Regions from separate parts of the Mus musculus genome. Here region 2 is linked to region 1. A link is a contact called in ENCODE Hi-C or POLR2A ChIA-PET data. All regions are on one chromosome and are shown on one strand. The core of a region is the stretch at or near the end of the contact, and the rest is flanking DNA. Distances in the headings are between cores, read along the strand shown. Region 1 overlaps Rgs7 (regulator of G protein signaling 7). Region 2 overlaps Rgs7 (regulator of G protein signaling 7).

Region 1 (4,606 bases), core at 736-3,235:
TAAGTACTATAATGTATAGAGGAGAGAACTTTGTAGGATGCTTCTGAAATCAATACATGGCCCTGGAAAAAGAAACATTGAATTCTCTTATAAGGCCCGTCTATCAATAAAAAAACTGTTCTGAGCCTTACATTATGATTACGAGAGGACAATGACTTGTGCCCCAGGAAATATTCAGTGAAGTCCTGTCAACTGCTCCAAGATGCCATGGAACCTTTCAGATCTACACAGAGAGATTTTGCTTGAGGGCACTAAGTAACTACACAAGACTAATTTCCGCTTTCCAAAACCATGCTAAAGTGACATAAGACAGACCGGGGAGCTGAGGTGTTCTTAGATGGTAATAGAGAGCCAGGGAAAACAAAGCATTCTTACTGGCATATCATTGCAGCAAGACTTTACATTAAGCAAATTTTTTTCCTAAAGGAACAGATTCAAAACCGATCAGTTACCATTGGTAGAAAGCTTACTATGTCTAAACATTTGTGTTTGAGAGTGGGATGACTGGAAACTCATGGACTGATTTAAAAAAACCTAAAAACAGGCAGAAAATCAAAATCAAATTGATAGTTTATAAGGTTTCAAAACTGGATCAAAACTTGAATAGCTGACAACAATGCCTGAGATACATGAATATATTAATAACTTCATTATATATAGTATTGAGATTCTCAGAGCTCAAGATGCTGGGGAAAGGGAAATCATTCTATTTTTTTTAAACTGGAAATTATTTATTCTTGGTGGAGCACATTACAATTCTTTCAAATAGCTCTATCCATTTACCAAAAATAATGTTTTTTTTCAATGTGACATCAACTGATATTTATTATATAACAGTTCTCATTTTAGAAGTGCTCTAAGAGATCATCCACCATTCTATTTTACAGTCTGCTTCCTAAATCCATGGGCATTTATTTGCTTTTAATATCTATCACTGTTTTGCGTGCTTAGAAAATCAGGTGTTAGTGGTTCCTAAAATTGTATTCTAGTGAGCAGATTTTTAAAACTTAGTAAACTTGAGTCACTACTGATCCAATGGATTTTAAAAGGATCGTAACGGAGTATTATGGTTTTAAGTATGAAGACACAGAAAGATTAAAGATAAAGTAATAGATAAATAGATGCCATGTCACCGTGGTTAAAATAAATCTACAGTAGATATCTTAGTATTCTATTGCTGTGATGAGACAACATGACCAAGGCAACTCATATGAAAGAAAATATTTAATTGGAGGCTTTCTTACAGTTTCAGAGGGTTAGTTCATTGTTATTATGGCCAGTAGTATGGAAGTATTCATGGTGGTGGATCAGTAGCTGAAAGTTACATCCTGATCCGTAGGCCAAGAGAGAGAACTGGGACTAACATGAAGTTTTGAAACCTCAAAGCCCACTCCCAAGGATGCATTTCTTCCAACAAGGCCACATCTTCTAATCCTTCTTAAATAATGCCACTCTCCCTGATAACTAAGCATTCAAATATAGGAGCCTATAGGGGCCATTTTTATTCAAATACTATAGTGGAAAAATTAATTTCAGGCAAAGTGGAAGTATAAGTAAAGTACAGAAGATTTTTAAGACAGCAAAACTGTCTTTATGAGATTAGAATAGGAGATAAATGTAATTGTACACTTGTGGATATTCACAGAATGTTCAAACCAGCAAATGAACCATTGTGCCAAATACAGATTCACACATTATTAATTAATGTATGGAGAGTGGCTCTGACTTAACCAACATACCATACTAATGTACGATGTTTATTACCAGGACAGATGCAATGACATTACATAATATGAAACTGCAAATCCTACTCATCTTTTCCTTAAACCTTACAAAACTCTGAAACCGGCTTTCTGGAATTAGAATATGTCTAAGTATAGGGTTTAGAACATGTAACTATGTTTGTCCTCTTTGAAGCTCTCCACATTTCCCGGTTATGTGGCTTGCTGTGTTAGTTTCTAGGGTAGCCATAAAAAGCTGTCACAGCCTGTGTGACTCGAGCAACATGACTGGTTCCCATAAATAAATGGTAGGCATCCTCTGCAGAGAAATTAAAAAGCAAGCTCCTGCAGGGTTGGCTTCTCCCGAATCTCTTCCATTTTCAGAAATCTGACTTCTTACTATATCTCACCAGGCTGTCTCCCTAAACAGTTGCATCTCTGGTATCTCTACTCTTCCTGCAAAAACACAAGTCATCTTCGATTAGGACCCTAGCCTGTTTCTTTAGTGGCCTTATCTACCAAAACAGTCAAACCATGAGGTGACCATGAGGTAGAGGCTCATTACATGATCTTAGAAGAGGACTTATGTTTAGTCTTTACTTTAAAGAAATTTTCTGTATGCTTTTTCTTCTCTTTATGTTACAGCTCATATTTAGATTGTTGATCGTTTTAGTCATTTTAATTTGTTTCATTTATTGTTTTAAAGTTTACTGACTTATCAATCCTCTCCAGTCTACTGATAAACCCATGGTTTTAATCTAAAAAAATTTAAAATTTGTATTAGTTATTTTTTCTTTTTATTAGATATTTTCTTTATATACATTTCAAATGCTATCCTGAAAGTTCCCTATACCCTCCCTCTGCCCTGCTCCCCTACCCACCCACTCCCACTACTTGGCCCTGGCATTCCCCTGTATTGGGGCATATAAAGTTTGCAATACCAAGGGGCCTCTCTTCACAGTGATGGCCGACTAAGCCATCTTCTGCTACATATGCAGCTAGAGATACGAGCTCTGGGGGTACTGGTTAGTTCATATTGTTGTTCCACCTATAGGGTTTGCTCCTGCCTCTCCTGATTCCAACTCTTCCTGTTTCTCACTCCTTAATGCATGATCTCATATTTAATTTATTATTATATGTAGATACACAGACTTTTGTTTATGTATTTATTTATGCTGAGGGCAATGTCAGATTTCCCTCATCCCTACTGGCGTATCAAGTGGTATACTAGTCTCAAATCTCTTGGTTTTTTTTTCTATTTATTTATTTATTTATTTATTTATTTATTTATTTATTTAGTTAGTTAGTTAGTTAGTTAGTTAGAATGTTCACCCCCACGATTGCAGGTCTCACCTGTTCTTACATACTACTTCACACTACTTGCTTTTTCTATGAATATAATTGTATTTTAATCATAGTTCTTTTTAGTTTTGTGTCTTAAGACTTATCAACACTTCTGCACTTGAATAACATTCACACACAGTCATTCAATACAACTTGTCCTTCAGCATGCCTTGGAATTTGCTATTGAAAACAAACCATGCTGTGCTAACTAGTAGAAATGACGACAAATCAACACATCTTCAGTATGAAGAGTATGCTGTCTGGCTTAGCAATTATTTTTCCATTTTCTACAGTCGTGGGTTTTGTAGACTACACCTTTGGTCCTTGTTTTGACTGTCTTTCTTTTGATTTCTTGATTTCTTCCTCCTCTCCCTCCTCTTCCTCCTCCTCTTCCTTCTCCTCCTCCTCCTTCTTTTCTTCCTCCTTCTTTTCCATTAATTTATTTCATTTTGCATCCTGATTGAGGCCCCTCTCTTCCTCCTTCTTTTCCATTAATTTCTTTCACTTTCATCCTGATTGAGGCCTGTCTTAGTCAGGGTTTCTATTCCTGCACAAGCATCATGACCAAGAAGCAAGTTGGGGAGGAAAGGGTTTATTTGGCTTACACTTCCATACTGCTGTTCATCACCAAGGAAGTCAGGACTAGAACTCAAGCAGGTCAGGAAGCAGGAGCTGATGCAGAGGCCATGGAAGGATGTTACTTACTGGCTTGCTTTCCCTGGCTTGCTCAGCCTGCTCTCTTATAGAACCAAGACTACCAGCCCAGAGATGGTCCCACCCACAAGGGGCCTTTCCCCCTTGATCACTAATTGAGAAAATGCCTTACAGTTGGATCTCATGGAGGCATTTCCTTAACTGAAGCTCCTTTCTCTGTGATAACTCCAGCTGTGTCAAGTTGACACAAAACTAGCCAGTACAATTGACCCCTTGTCAACTTGACACACAAACACATCACTAGTAAGCCTCAACCCTTACATTCTTATTCATCCCCCAAGGTCTAAATAACTTTAAAAGTCCCACAGACTTTACATATTCTTAAAATTTCAATCTCTTTAAAATATCTGTCTCTTTTAAAACCCAAAGTCTTTTTACAATTAAAAGTCTTTTAACTCTGGGCTCCACTAACATAGTTTTTTCCTTCAAGAGTGGAAATATCAGGGCACAGTCACAATCAAAAGCAAAAATCAGTCTTCAACCATCCAATGTCTGGCATTCAACTCACGATCTTCTGGGCTCCTCCAAGGGCTTTGGTCACTTCTCCAGCCATGCCCTTTGTAGCACATGTTTGTCCTCTAGGCTCCAGATCCATTGTTGCTGCTGCTCTTGGTGGTCATATCATGATACTGGCATCTCCAAATTACTGCATGACCCCTTCAGTCCTGGGCTATCAATTGCAGCTGAGGCTGCACCTTCACCAATGGCCTTCCATGGCCTCTCACAGTGCTAAGCCTCAGCTGCTCCACGTGACCCCTTCATGCCTTCAAAACCAGTATCACCTGGGTGACCCTTACACATTATCAAGTCCCGCTGCAGCAGGAATG
Region 2 (4,606 bases), core at 1,343-3,842, 150 kb before region 1:
AGAGGTAGGAAACCAGGGACCCTAGAATTAAGATCCCAGCAGAAAAATCTACCCTCACAGTGAAATGTCCTTCCCTGGGGTACCTGGAACCTGGGGGAGCACTCATCTCCCAGGGCACAGACTCCCCCCCCCCAGAGCTAGTAACTGAGACATGGGGCCAAATCCATATATGCACTACTTGTTTGATCACTTTTGTAAAACGTAGCCCTTGTATAGGCAAGGTGATTACAATTTAGCTGCGCCACTTTGCTACAACTGTAAGTCAATTAAATTTTTCTTAAATTTGTGACTTTTTCTTATAAATAACAAGTATTAAGAATTAGAAGAGCTGGAATTTTCAGTTACCATAGAGTCCCACATTGAGTTTGTACATAGGTACATTAAAATATGTCTGGGCCCCACACTGTGACAATGAATACCACATAGTCATGGTAAAGGGTGACAAGTTAAAAAATGTGGGACCTGCAAAATGGTTCAGGCTCTTGATGCCAAGGGTGGTTATTTGTTCCCCACTGGAACCCACAGTGGGGAAGGGGAAGGAGAGAACTGACTCCTGGAAGTTGTTCTCTGATTTTAGAGGTCTGCCATGGTACACTCACTTCTACAGGCATGTGCATACTTGAATACAGCTTTGTGTGTGTGTGTGTGTGTGTGTGTGTGTGTGTGTGTGTGTGTATGTGTGTGTGTGCGCGCGCGTGTGTGTGTGTCTGTACATGTGTATGAGCATGCACACACACACATGCACACACTCTTTAAAAGAGTGTTCTAATTAGATTTAAAGTCACTCTACCTCATGCTGAAAGCACTTAAAAACAAAGTTAAAAGCCCTTGACTAACACATTGAGTGTTTGTTTTATTTCTAATGCTTAAAGCCCCAAAGTGGTACACTTGATCATGCCAGACCATTCAAGTTAATCTCACGGGGCAGTCATCATTTACCATAGAGCCTGAGAAGAAGAAACTCACCCAACTCATTGCTCTTTTGTAGAATTTATGAGAAACCTTCTGAAAAAAGGGTGTGGCCCAACTTTTAAAAAATTCTGTACAGTTAATCACACTCCCCATGGTGCTGACTACCATTAAATACTAACTATTCTTCTGGTAATACATGTGTGAAGGAATATAAATATAATTATCGAGTTACCTAATTGACATTTAACTTGCCAGCTTAAGCCTACAGGTATGGGAAAGGGGATTTGGAGAATTTCTGGCTCTTAAGTGAAGTTCCCTGTGTATTTCTTTGAAAAGCAGCTTTTATTTTTTGTTAATCTGCATAGCCACTGTTTCTAAAGCAATGTCTCACAAATGGGATGGAAGTATTTCAGAGCAATAAAAAGCATTTGTATATTTACACACATATTCCATAGGCAATATTTTCTAATATTATAAATGACCTCTAGACTTTTAAATAACACATCTTTTTATATTTCCCCCTCGCATTTATTCTAGTATGCATTTGTGATATATATTCTTTAACATTTAACTACTATTTCAATTTTCATTTTGAGATTGTCGACTGGCGTAGTAATTTATTTTTAGATGAACCATTTTCTGAAGATTGACAGATATTTTGTGGCTGGAAAAGGATTGCATTTTTATGAGATGTGTAAATTTAAATTTTTAAAACAATATATCTACCCCCTAAAATATGACTTAAAGTATTCTTGATCTGTAACTTGTATTGATTCTCAATGACTCGAGTATAATGTTACCTTCTCAGAAAAAGTCCACCTGACAGTTGCAGGTAGAATTCGATGCTCCTTCTCCTGGGATTCCTCTGTATCTTTACTTTGGCTCTGAATTAAAATCTGAATTTTTGTGTGCATATCTTCCTACACTGTAAAATGATAAACTTCTCCATTATGTGTACCACATTCCCCACTTGAATACTATACCGTCTTACCTGTCAGTGTTCTGCAGATACTCCTCAGAGACCAGAGTGAAGAAGAGGAAAGCAAGGGAAGAAGAGGGGTACAAAGAAGGAAGAAAGTAGCCAGGAGGAAGGGAAGAAGGCAGGGAGAAGATAAGGATGCAGGGAAGTGAGCAGAACAATAATATATATATTGAATTTGGTCATATGCTGGCACTCAGCAAAGGCTTGTTTCTATAGTTAGGAAATGCTGTCACCCAGACCTTAAAAAAATTGACTTTGGGGTGCTAAATAAAGAATGCACAGTTTGGAAAGAATAATTATAGCTAGCACTGATGTGGTGACTCTCTCTACCTGGCCCTTTCCCAAGCTCTCTAGTGGGTATATAGGGGGCTGGAAGTAGGAGGGTGTAAACTCATTTAATCCTTATAACAACTCTAGTAGGCGGATACTATTAATTGTCATTTCTCTTGCAGATGCTGAGGTTAAGGGACTAAAATGATGAATATCTTTCCCAAGGACAGTGGTTAGAGTAGCAGACCTGCTGTATTAACATCAGGGGGCAAACTCTGTTAGACCTCTGATGTTTATCACCTGCAAATGCATGCACACAAGGACGCTTCATGCTACGTTTTAAAGGTTAAAACCTTTGAAATTTGAACGTGTTTTATGGGATGACATAGTTTGTACATTACAGTTATAAGGCAGCAGCAATCTATATTTGGCGTCACGACAACATGAAGAACTGTATTAAAGGGCTGCAGTTTGGGGAATGTTAAGAGTCACCGCTCTAGAGGAACTGGGACACTCTTCAGTGTGGTGGAACTCTTTCATTATCCTCTCCAGCACTGAATGCATCCAGGAAAGCCCCATTTAGTGTGGAAAGCATGAAGACTTTCTTATGGGGATCAGTGGCCACAGAGAGTCTGAGAAGAGCTGAGAGAAGAAAAGAATTAGTAGAATTCTCAAGTGGCTTAAGGTTTTCTATCTGGGGAGTCAAAGCAAACCTCTCAGACTGGGACATGTGCTCTCAGCTGGCCTGTGGTTGTAGTTCCTAGGGTAAAGAGGTGTTACCATAGCAAGGAGTTTAGGACTGCCAGAGACATCCTCTGCTTATTGTCCTGGGAAGAGGCACATGCTATAGTCTTTAAAGGACTCTTTCCTCATTTTTGCTGTTTTGAGACAGGGTTTCACTATGTAGTCCAGGCTGGCTCCTGGCTCACAGTATAGATCAGGCTTTTCTTGATCTTTTCCTGTGTCAGCTTAACCAGGGCTGGGATTACAGGCATGTACTCCATGTCCTGTCACCTACTTATCTCTATAACCAACTCCTGAGGTCTCACTCTGTGTATAGAAAAGTTCCATTAGTCAATGGACAATCACTTTCATTTTGCCCTGAGTTACAGTGTGGATTCATGTCATCAGTAACTCCTGGGAACAGAACTGGACCTGCTCCCATTCTACTCTTCTTCTGCTGCCTCATGTTAGGTTTCGTTCAGGGATGATCTCCTGTGTGTCATCTTGGGAGGACGCCCATTCCTTGCTTCTTGCCTCAGTCTCCTAAGTACCGAGATTCCAGGAGTGAGCCATCACACACAGGTTAAGGCTTTGTAAGTAGAGAGAAAAAGTTGCTTCCGAGAAGCATGACTGTGACAGCCATTTTATCCAGGTTGGTTGCATCCAGAAAGAGTTGTAAGAGGAAGGAAGCTGTTCACCTGCCAATCACACCCAGGGTTCCTGAGTGAAGGGCTTGGGTGAGGCTAGAGTGTGTGGCTGAAGCTAAGGAGAAGTACTGGGGCAAGACAGGCCATCATACAGGTTATCACATAGCCTTTTCTGAGACGCCGTTTTGTTACCCTCCCGTATTCATTGACACATAAGAGAGATGCTGAATGCTGGAGGTCTGTGACTGAATCAACCCAGGGGCTTTTCTTCTCGTTGTTCACTTGACAACCACTTAGTAACAATCTCCTATGTGCATCCAGGCATTTGGATGGATAAGGGCAGGCATGAGGCTGAATAGGTGACATAAAGACTAACAAACATATATTTATTTAAAATTCTACTTTTGACTCTTTCATAACTGATCAACTATGGAAAGAAGCAGCAAGTGGTTGAATTTCCTGGGCATGATCCCACAGTCTCCCAAAGGTGGTAATTCCGTCTACACAGCAAACGATTTACTTAAGGAATTGCTGATCCTAAGAAAGCAGTGCTACAAGAGAAAAGCATAATTACTGTTGGCCAAAGAATGAACTTTTACAGCATGGGTAAGCCACCATCTAGTCTTTCTTTTCCAAACATCAAAGTTGCAAGTTGGTTCAACAAGGAACTTAAAGAGCATAATGTTTTGTAAGAATCTATCCAGCCTGGAAAACTGTACTGAAAAGCCAAGCCACGCCTTTTTGCATTTTGTACATGGAAACATCCATTACAAGAGGTTTTCCCTAAAGAAGTAGCCTTTCCACTTCATGATAGAGATCAGTGATAGGCAAGGGACAGTGTACCTGTTTGTTATCTTCAAGGCACACATCTAGTGACCTATCAGTTAAAACCTCACCTCCCAACCACCACCATCCTCTGTCCCCTAATGGTAGCTCTGATGGGAACCAAGGATTCAATATGTGAGCCTGTGAGGGACACTTTCTATTTGCAACACTGCATTCTCATTTTTCATGGATTGGTATTACCCAAAGAGATACAGGAATGACAAGCTCATGGTTTCAGATGTATTTA

Evidence for each region. Hi-C counts contacts between places; a loop is a spot of excess contacts on that map. ChIA-PET counts read pairs that join two places held with the same protein, here RNA polymerase II (POLR2A).
Region 2: a map of left cerebral cortex shows a loop between it and region 1 (2.1-fold over the local background). The contact joins two enhancer-like sites. A Hi-C loop is called at or near these places in 1 of 37 maps with a recorded cell type or tissue (left cerebral cortex). POLR2A ChIA-PET finds 5 or more read pairs at or near these places in 1 of 5 experiments (Patski).

The regions. Positions count from the first base shown.
Region 1 is chr1:175,140,637-175,145,242 of GRCm38, reverse strand. All of the region lies in intron 6 of Rgs7 (regulator of G protein signaling 7), which reads left to right. Among named protein-coding and RNA genes, the nearest start is that of Grem2, 220 kb to the right of the region's middle. Within about 2 kb of position 1,985, at least 1 of the 3 ENCODE cell types and tissues checked has a DNase peak (open chromatin) inside an H3K27ac peak, as active enhancers do; it is left cerebral cortex, where a contact is called at or near this core.
Region 2 is chr1:175,294,711-175,299,316 of GRCm38, reverse strand. All of the region lies in intron 2 of Rgs7 (regulator of G protein signaling 7), which reads left to right. Among named protein-coding and RNA genes, the nearest start is that of Rgs7, 200 kb to the left of the region's middle. Within about 2 kb of position 2,592, at least 1 of the 3 ENCODE cell types and tissues checked has a DNase peak (open chromatin) inside an H3K27ac peak, as active enhancers do; it is left cerebral cortex, where a contact is called at or near this core.